Regions from separate parts of the Homo sapiens genome. Here region 2 is linked to region 1. A link is an interaction called in ENCODE POLR2A ChIA-PET data of the cell type or tissue named here. Cell type or tissue: OCI-LY7. All regions are shown on one strand. Links, peaks and the distances in the headings refer to the core of each region. The heading gives the core; the rest is flanking DNA.

What was found. ChIA-PET counts read pairs that join two places held together with the same protein. Peaks named below come from ENCODE experiments on the same cell type or tissue, not always from the same donor. Only the 100,000 strongest peaks of a DNase experiment are listed, where the experiment ranks them.
Region 2: POLR2A ChIA-PET joins it to region 1 with 5 read pairs; 2 of 35 experiments call an interaction of 5 or more read pairs at or near these places.

What each region holds. Positions count from the first base shown.
Region 1 is chr6:118,807,663-118,813,046 of GRCh38, reverse strand. No RefSeq gene overlaps it. Among named protein-coding and RNA genes, the nearest start is that of ASF1A, 84 kb to the left of the region's middle. In OCI-LY7, for the core only: CTCF peaks have their summits at 3,835 and 4,038; DNase peaks (open chromatin) are centred at 2,436 and 4,076.
Region 2 is chr6:118,416,279-118,421,662 of GRCh38, reverse strand. No RefSeq gene overlaps it. Among named protein-coding and RNA genes, the nearest start is that of PLN, 130 kb to the left of the region's middle. In OCI-LY7, for the core only: no CTCF peak of the experiment used is centred there; no DNase peak of the experiment used is centred there.

The DNA of each region.
Region 1 (5,384 bases), core at 181-5,180:
TGCAGTAATTATGTATTAGGTTTTGCATGGCTGACAGTACCTAACCTATTGGCATGTCATTAGGGTATTTTGATCTGTTATGTTATTTAAAATATTTGTATTCTTTATTGGGACTTTTGGTTTTAGAGGTTTCATTTTTAGTAATGAGAGATTTAATTTTCATAGTTACCTTGTCTCTTTAGGACACTGAGTAATTCATATTTTAAATTACATGTTGAATTGTCTTTCTTCCTTGGTCATTGTGTATGACTGCCAATGCCACCTTCTACCTGGTTATAATTTGTGCCCACCATGCATCCTATTATTTTGTGCTAATCAATCCACTTTCCATTTTAGTACCTTCTGTCAAGATTTGGCCAAATTACCACTTCCATATGTTTATTCTTTGGTACTTACCCAGATAGAAATAACTACATACCTAAATATTTTAAACAGACATAATTATTAGAAGAAATAAAATACCCAATACATATTGAATATCCCTTATCTGAAATGGTTAGGCCTGGAAATGTTTTGGATTTTGGATTTTTTTGGATTTTGGAATATTTGCACTATACCTATACTTACTGGTTGAGCATCCCAAATCTGAAAATCCAAAATCCAGAATGCCCCAGTGAGCATTTCCTTTGAGCATCATGTCAGTACTCACAAAGTTTTGGATTTGGGATTTTTCGATTAGGGATATTCAACCTGTATAAACATCCTTCTTACTAAAATGTTAAACTTCTATCACAGACTGTTATGTGTTATAACTGCCTCATTGTGCTTATATTTAATGCTCAGTCTCACAGCTTGGTCAGAGTCCCTTTATGTTGACCTGAATGTCCTTTCATCATTCTGATGCTTCTATAAAAGCATCCATGCTATCCGAAAACAACAGGATGTTCCATACCCATTTTGATTTCTTCATGCTCCATGTCATGGAGTCAGCTATCCCCAAGGTACTCTGTTTCCTTTGAAGGTCAGTAGTGTTAGAGACCAAACTCTAGGCCTCAGGGTCACCTGTTCAGGAGAGTCACTAATGGGCAAAAGTTCTTCCACTGCTGTTGGGTCAAGTTTAGTAGGTTCAGAGCTGGAAAGTGTTTTGATGTCCTGAGGTCATGTTTTATCCTGCTGTGTCCTACTTTTGTTATAGACGTGATTTCATGATGACTAAAACTTTCTCTTGTATGGTCTTTAATGTGTGTATCAAGGAAGCACATGGATTGTCTTGGGGGAATATGAACAGTCTCACAGGTCACATTTCTGTTCAATAAAGAGAGGTGTAAAAAATAACCTTTGGCCGGGTGCGGTGGCTCACACCTGTAATCCCTGCAGTTTGGGAAGCTGAGGTGGGTGGATCACTTGAGGTAAGGAGTTCAAGACCAGTCTGGCCAACATGGTGAAACCCCGTCTCTACTAAAAATACAAAAATTAGCTGGGTGTGGTGGTAGGCGCCTGTAATCCCAGCTACTCGGGAGGCTGAGGCAGGAGAATCACTTGAACCTGGGAGGCGGAGGTTGCAGTGAGCCAAGATCATGCCACTGCACTCCAGCCTGGGTGACAGAGTAAGACCCTGTCTCACAAACAAACAAACAAAAAACCTTTAATTCTGAATCAAGTTGCCAAAATATTTTGATTTCAGTCCCAGTGTACTTCTTGAAAACATTTTAATAATGTAAAATTATCTAAACACAATAAAAACTATACTTAATTTTATCTGTGAGAGGGCTAAACCAGAATTTAAATTCTATTGTAACTATATGAGATAATGGAATTTTCTGATACTGTAAAAGATTAATCTTCAGTGCATATGTAGTATTCTAAAATGTATAATAGGAATTTTATTGTAATTTTTGGTGTCTTATAGAAATATGAGCAAAACAAACATATTATTCTGATATCTTTAACTCTGTGGCTTAATGCAAATTTTAAACTTTTTTGAAGGTATACCAAAACATTAAACATTTATTCTTGGTTGACAAATTTTAATTCTAACAAACTTACACATTCTGTAGGCATACTTGATTTCTGTTCCTTCTCCATGTGCTAAACCTTCTGCTTAACGGGTGGAATGCTAGAGAAAATCCTAGGTTAACTCAGAGAGCTTGCCTTTAGCCAGTTCACAATATTTAGGAGTTCAGAAACTATCCAACCTTGAATTCTAGGTCACTAGAGACTTCCTGGGACCTGGTGAACCTTTCAGATGCAACTTACCAAACAACCAGTTTCCAAACCTATTAACATCACAATGTAGGAAGCTAAGCCAGTGCTTCTTCCTCAGTGTTCAAAACCATCCTCTGAGCTTGCTTTCCTTATTAACATTCAAGAAAGATAAAAGCGCCCTGGCTCACATTAGTACCCACTCCAATTGGGGTGTTCCTGTCAGTGTTCTGTCTTGCATGTGACATAGCCCCCCAGGTATACGGGGAGCCATTACCCACACACATCCTCTTCACTGTCACTCAGAGGACATGCACAGGAAGTGGTGGCAACCGCCCCTTATGACACACTCAGTAGTTCTTGTATCTGTTCCACTGCCACATCTCTTCCTTAAAGGCTTGAAAATGCATCTAAGGGTAATATTTGTAATAAAAGTGAACTTGACAGATATTAAACTAAATTTTAAAAAATTGTGTCTGTGAATAGTCCGGTGCAAGATACAGTTTAAGGGAGGAAATGGGATATACATACTGGGCCAGGACTTACCGAGAAATGAGTAATTTCTATATCTTGTGAATGCAAATTATTTTTAGGCCACTCTTCTTTATGTTTAGTTGGAATTGCAATTCCTTGGTAGAGGTGAACCGACAGAAAGCAAGCATTTGTATCAGGTGTGTTTTTATGTGGGAACAAACTTGGTTTAACTTACAGTTTTCATGATAAGCAAAACCAATGCTGGAATATTGCTTACTATTTTGAGATCTAACTTTTTCAGTGCTCAATAATACATAGAGTGCGAGGTGGGCAGATTACTTGAGGTCAGGAGTTCAACACCAGCCTGGCCAATATAGTGAAACCCCGCCTCTACTAAAAATACAATAATTAGTGGGGTGAGGTGGTACGCTTCTGTAGACCCAGCTACTTGGGAGGCTGAGGCAGGAAAATCGCTTGAACCCGGTAGGTGGAGGTTGCACTGAGCTGAGATTGTGTCACCGCTCTCCAGCCTGGATGACAGAGTGAGACTCCGTCTCAAATTTAAAAAAAAAAACAACATAGACTGGGTAATAGAACAAAACTAAGAACAAGGCAAATTGGGTTCTAGAACTAGCCAACAGTGTGGCTTCGCCGTCTTCAGCGGTCTTGTCCATAAAGGCTGAGGATCAGGCCTATCTATTACATATTGCTGAGTTACAGAAAAGGAAACCCTCAGAAGCTAGCTGAAATAAAGGCAAGTTTGCTGTAGGGATACAGCAGGGAGTCTCATTAAGGACAGGCAACAAAGTCTCACCAGGCCACATGGGCCCAGAACTGGAAAGTCAGGACTGAAACTGTTCCCTCAGCCTCTCCTGGATCCTCAAGGTCCCGTGTTGTTGCCTCTCTCAATGAGTGTGCTCCAGTTTCCTGTTCCTCCCAGCAGCCCCACGTTCTGTGCTCACTCAAGGCTTATCTGCTCCAGCTACCCTCTGGCTTTTGAACTACTTTGGGGCCTGGCTCCAGCTGTGACTTTCTCTGACCTTGCCAGATGATGCCCTACCTACATCTTTCTGATTCAAGCTTTTTAGTTCAGATTCTTGGTGGGTTCATCTTGGCTTGAAAGGGAGTAGAGGATGAGGAGAGTGGCCACCTGGTATAGACACAGCTGCTTGAGCTCTGGGTGGAGACAGTCTCAGAGAGTGTGGGGTGGGAGGCAGTGATTGGCCAGTCTACCGCATCTCTATCTCCCTGGAGCTTTTGGTTTAAGGTTCTATAATTATACCACTTCTATTGATTCTATTATAATTACTGAATTAAGAGAGCTTTAAGGCACTTGGGTCATCTTTCCCAAGGAGCTAGGTAAATTCCTGACCTGATAGCAGCTAGGTACCTTACAGGGATTGCAAACCACTTTTGGCTATACGAGAAGTGCAGCTTAGGCCACAGGCCACAGAGGGAGCTACTTATTGTGTCACTAGTTATCAAACTTCCGTTTTCCTGTGTATATATTGCTCACCATAACTACAGCATAGCTGTTAAAAATACTTAAATGAAAGTCAAAGTAGATGGGAGTATGTAAAGAGTATTACTCTGAAATATGTTTAGGAATAATCTCTGTGGTTAAGAGATACATATATTATTTTCCAGATTTTCAACTTTACAATTGCCAATAAAACAGGGACTAGATCCAATATGAGGAGAGGAAAATGCGAAAGTGTCTTAGGCCTGCTTTAATCCTGTTTAAAATTGTAGAGGAATGATAGTCAAGAATAATTTTAAACTGAGGAGTAATGCAATTTTGACCTCTAATGATCTTATTTAATCACTCTGGGAAATGAAGTTGCTTTTTCAGCAGGAGAATTAAAGCTATTTTGAGGGATCTTGCTGCCTTTGAGGGGACTCTGTGAATGGGGGAATGATGCTGTAGCCTGGGGCACAGTACATCCCTGGAGAGACTCCCTTGTTTGTAGACTTTGCCCCTAAGAACTAGTAACAGTGGAAAGAAAATTGTACAACGTGATCCATCCTGAATGAAAAGGTCCCTGCCAGACACTGTCCAGTTGTTTTTCTTCCCACTAATCATTACTTCTTCATAAAGGTTACAAAAGCAATGAAATTTTGATTTTAAGTACTTATTTGCCCCCAGTGAAATTTTAGTTACAACATAACAGTAATATCAATCATCATAAGATTAGTACTTAAGGTTTTCAAGACATATTTAATATATGACAACATTAATATTCACACAACTAGTACTATTTATAGATCAGGTGATACCCTATTTTACAAATGAGAGAAAAGCTCCAATGTTTAAATGATTTTTCTAAAAATGTCTTTTTACTTGAAAGAAGATGAAGTTCTGGAACATATGTTTCTTAACTCCTTCCCTCCTTATTGCTCCATTGAAAATAATATCTATTCATAAAGGGTAAAAGTTATCTATTTTGGTTGTTTGCTATGTGCTAGTTATTCGCCTAGCATTTTTCAAGTATTAACTCATTTAATCCTCACAACAATCTATGGCATAGGTAACATTATCCTCATTTTACAGATTAGGTAATTGCATCTTAGAGACACTAAATAGCTTGATCAAAGTTACATTACTAGCCAGTGATGTGACACCTATGTTAATTCATAAAGTGAGAGGAAAATATTACCTACAAGGAACTTCACTTTGCCCTGCTCTTCATCCACTTCCCACTGCCACACATCACCTCTGCTGCAGTCTGCACCATGTGTCCTGCCTTCTCCCCATTACAAGACATGGG
Region 2 (5,384 bases), core at 89-5,088, 390 kb after region 1:
GTCTTCAGAGCTGTCAGGCAGGGACATTTAAGTCTGCAGAAGCTGTCTGCTGCCTTTTGTTCAGATATGCCCTGCCCCCAGAGGTGGAATCTATAGAGGCAGTAGGCCTTGCTGAGCTGCGGTGGGCTCCACCCAATTCAAGCTTCCCTGCCTCTTTGTTTACACTGTGAGCATAGAACCGCCTACTCAAGCCTCAGCAATGGTGGATACCCCTCCCCTCACTAAGCTCCAGCATCCCAGGTCAATCTCAGTCTGCTGCGCTGGCAGTGAGCAAGGCTCCATGGACGTGTGAACTGCCTAGCCAAGCATGGGAGGGAATCTCCTGGTCTGCCAGTTGTGAAGACCATGGTAAAAGCATGGTATTTGGGCAGGAGTGTACCATTCCTCCAAGTACAGTCACTCATGGCTTCCTTTGGCTAGCAAAGGGAAATCTCCCAACCCCTTGCACTTCCCAGGTGAAGTGATGCCCTGCCCTGCTTTGGCTCACCCTCCTTGGGATGCACCCACTGTCCAACCAGTCCCAATGAGATGAACCAGGTACCTCAGTTGGAAATGCAGAGATCACCCATCTTCTGTGTCAATTTCACTGGGAGTTGTAGACCGGAGCTGTTCCTATTTGGCCATCTTGGAAGTGACCTCTTTTTTCTTCTTTATTAGTCTGGCTAGTGGCCTAGCTATTTTGTTAATATTTTCAAAAAACCAGCTCCTGGATTCATTGATTTTTTGAAGGGTTTTCCATGTCTCTATCTCCTTCAGTTCTGCTCTGATCTTAGTTATTTATTTCTTCCGCTAGCTTTTGAATTTATTTGCTCTTTCTTCTCTAGTTCTTCTAATTGTGATGTACATATACTTTCTATTGTGGATGAGATAGCTTAGAAAAGAGAATTAAAGTGCAGTTCAGGCTTTGACAGAAGAAAATGGGTAGAAGGGAGAGTATTCCGGGCACCAAGATTTTCCCAGACATGAGGCAATAGAGGTCATGTATGCACTAACAGTTCAGTTTGGCAGGAGATGAAGAAATCAGGGTAGATTATGGAGTTCAGGTTACGTCTTGGAGAACGTTAACTCTAAACAAAGAATAGGAAATCACCGAACTTGTATAATCTTTAAATCCTCCCAAATTATTTTTTCTAAAGCCAAACTTTGTCTTACTTCCTTGGCTCATAGTTTGACAAAGGGAATTGCTTTTTTCTTCTCTGTGTAATTGGTTTCTCTTTTCTAATTACTCTTCCACACATCTACCAGCCATTTGAAACTCCACTTGGTCATGTTGCCTACTGCTTTGAAAATTCTGAGAATATAAAATAGAAGAAAAAGGCAAAGCTGCTTAGCCTGACATTTGATGCTCTCTACAATCTCACTCTGACTTTCCTGTTCAGTTTTATTCTCTGTGAAGTGCTCCAGATCTTTCTGCCCCTGCCTAGCTAGATAATTCACTGCTTTATGGTAGGTTAAGTGCATTTCTGTCTCATGGCCAGAAACCCAACTGTAATGCAATTTTCCTTCTCCCCAAATCCATGAGTCTCATCTTCCTTCTGCATCCAGCCCACATCCAGCTCCTCTAAGATTTCCCTAACCCAACCAGTGATAAACATCAGCTACTGTTCATTTCCCAATATCCTTTGCAGTTTTGTCAAACACTGATTCAGTGACTTACACATTCTTTGGTTCTGCTGAAATTCATAGGATGCCTGCTATGTGTCTGGTGCTAGGAAGATAAATGTCTCAGTCCCACCACTGTTGATAATTTAGTGAGGGAGATAGACAATCACAGTTACAATAGAATGTGAGAGATGCAATAATAGCAGTAAAACTGAGTAACTTGAAAGCACCTAGCACAAATTGGAAATAGAGAGGAAGGGGAGGGAGGGAGAGAGAGAGAGAGAGAAGGCTTCCTGGTAGCAGTGATTTTTCAGCTAAGCTTTAAAGGATGAGTTGTAGTAACAAAGTGATGCTGCAATGTGGGAAGGATCAGTATGTGAGAGAGTGGCTAATTTGAAGGAGCATAAAAGCTAACTCAGCAGATATTTGTTACTAATGATGCTTGTGGAAATGTCCATGCTTTTATGAACAATTTTTCTTCAGTTCAAGTGAGGGACAGGTGCATCATCTATCACTTTTTGTCACTAATCAGTTCCAGTTATGCCAAGCTGACAATTGGAAAAATGTTTTTAAAATCAGCAAATATTAAAATTATTCCAAGTAACAAGCTCTTTCAAAGGGCGACCTGTGTCTTTTCTTCACTAAACTACAGATGATTATGATGATGAGTTACTGCTGACTTTTTACCCCTCTTCAATCAATAACTGGAACCGTTATAAAAAAAAAAACACATTCATTCAGCAAATATTTATTGAGTGCTGTATCAGACTCCTTTTATGCACCACTGCAGGTCCTCTCCTCCTCACCTGTCTCTGTGTGTGCTCCTACCAGCTTCCTCCAGGGGCAACTATCCCACACTGAGCTACTTGCTCCTTTTCTGTTGACCACAAGGAAGGAGGTTCTGGGGGTCCCTGTACAGCACCCATGCATACACAGCTCAAAAAGGCAAGGGAGTACAAGGGAAATGGGGCTAGTGGATGAATTCTTCCCTCAGAGGACAGTCTTGAGGTGCAGTTTCTATGCTTAGCAGAAGATGATGTCTTGAGATGGGGCAAATATTTGCCCTTGGTATTCATCTTAAGGAATGGTTCTCCCTCTTGCTTCATAACCCCTTATCTTCATCCTCACTTTTGCTTCCCTGGCATTTCATTCACAGGCAAAGTAGTTGAACTTAAAACTCTTGTCTTCAGCTTTGCTTTCTGGGGATTCAAGGTTAAGACAAACACTTAACTATGTGCCAGGCACTGTTCTAGGCTCTCAGGATACAGGGAACAAAGACCACTGTGGTTTGTCTTCATAAGGAATGTGAAGATAAAAATCATGTCCTTTGTGTCTATGCAAACATTTTATTTTTAAAAAGACTTTTATCTACAATGTTCTCTGCTAAAGGAAGAAATGGTGTGGGAGGAGTATTAGGGTAGAACACTTAATAAGCTATATTTTATATAATTGGAGCGTAGGGCATATGGAGCTTTGTGATAAAGGATAAATAGAAAACAAAGAGAACAGGCGTCATAGAATAATCCTAGGTCCTATGGCCATAAGTTTTTCCCAGAATATATTGTATTTCTCACCTTTTATTTCAGTTGTAGATACTTCTTTCTGGATTCCCATGCCGAGCCTCAACTTCCGTTCCCTTAATTATCAATTATTTCTTTCTCATCTAATGCCTAAGTTTAAACAACTGATATGTGTTTCTATGAGGCTATGACCTTCTTTACAGATCTATGATCAACACATTAGGATGTCTGATCATTAGAGCATGTTTTGGGAAGACTGAGGATTCAGAGTTAAATCTCAAGATTAAACGTCTTTTTATATGTTTTTTAATACTTGGCGGCTTAGAGTTCACAGTTTCCATGCTAATGGCATTGTAAGTTTTTCTTTAAGCATGCGAAATGGCTAAAGAAGCAGATATTTTTTATTACTGAAGGCTTTGAAAATATGTTAAAGGGAAGATATTTTCATTTTTATTAGTCGTTTTATTTATTTATTTATTTATCTTTTCTTTTTTTCTTTTCTTTTTCCTTTTTTTTTTTTTTTTTTTTTTTTTGAGACAGAGTCTAACTCTGTCTCCACCCAGGCTGGAGTGCAGTGGCACAATCTTGACTCACTGCAACCTCTGCTTCCCAGGTTCAAGCGATTCTTGGGCCTCAGTCTTCTGAGTAGCTGGGACTACAGGCACGTACCACCACACCCGGCTAATTTTTGTATTTTTAGTACAGACGGGGTTTCACCATGTTGGCCAGGCTGGTCTCGAACTCCTGGCCTCATGTAATCTGCCTGCCTTGGCCTCCCAAAGTGCTGGGATTACAGGCATGAGCCACTGTGCCCGGCAATTTTAGCAGTCATTTTAAAACATTCCACAGTGAAGAGGAGGTGCCATTATTTTGGTATGCCTGAATGATCTTCTGAACCCGCACACCTATTCTGATCTCTAGAACATTTAAAAAACAACATCTCATCTGCCACCCCGGCTAGCTCTGCCCCAACTTTCTCCCCTCAAATTAGAATCTTTTCCACATCCTCCTTGTCAAGGCTCTGCCTGAATATGGCCAGTCATGTGAAATTCCACATAAGTGCCTCATTTGCCAAGGGATTTCATTGACCTGGGGTAGATGGATATGGTCCATTGGTCACTATAAGAAACACCATGGAAGTGTTGCTTAACTGGGCTGCTCTTAGTGGAAGCAGCCCCTGGTGATGGCTCCGAATAATCACCAGTACCATCTCATCATACACTTACAGAGGCAGGTGAAAAGTCAGGAGATAGGAGGTCTGCAATCAGACTTTGGAAATTTGTTCTCTGGCAAACATGGCATCAATATACTGAAAATGTGTATGGAGCATACAATAAACAATTGTTTCTTTCTTCTTCCTGGTTTCAGATTTTCTGAGTTTCAATGCCAGTTTTAAATTCTGGCTCCTGTCAAAAAAGTCAATCACTTTGCAAAGAGCAGTGCTTCCGCCTCTTAGAAAATAGTAGGAGGCTCTACTCATAAAGGGAAACATTTGAAAAGATTAAATTTTGGTTGCTACCTTAAAGTAGGATTTAGCATTTAATACAATAATTTTTGGCAAGAGTTTGGCTGATTTCTTCCCTGCCCAGGACTGTTACTGGCTGTTCTTGCTTTATTATTAGCCTCCTTTTTAAAAAGCAGCACCTCCACTCTTTTATGCATCAGTTAGAAGGCAGGGTCCCTACTCTTAGTTTCTTGAACTGAGCTGGAATTTGTAGTTTGATATAGGGAGAGTGTTTTCTGCACTTTTTTCTTTCTGGTAAGTATAAAAATGGAATGCAAATAAAAGTTAAAAGTGTTCACTGACTTTTAATACCACATGAACAGTTCTTGCAGAAGCACATTAGCTTTGTAAAAATTATCAGAGACTCTAATTGTCCCCTAAATGACATATTTTTGCATGATGCCAACTTCAGGGCAAACTTGCCTAACAGGCCACATTTTTTAGGGGTTGGGTTGGTTGGGCAATAGCTAATTTTCAATGAATAAGGGTTGCCTTTGGAGTTCGTAGGGGACTTTCACAGATATGAAAAAATGACACTTGTTTTCTACTTGGCTTGCATATTTGAGTGCATACACTTGGCCAGATGCTTAGAGGGAGTGATGAGTCTTAGGACCCTGGCCCCCAGTAATTGATCAGGGCTAAATCCTGTCATCAGGTCTCAATTGTTTCCAGATAGATGATTTGGTACTATAATGCTGTTACCACATGATTTTGAGGGATCCCCACTACTTGGAGACTTCTTTTCCTGAACCTTATGA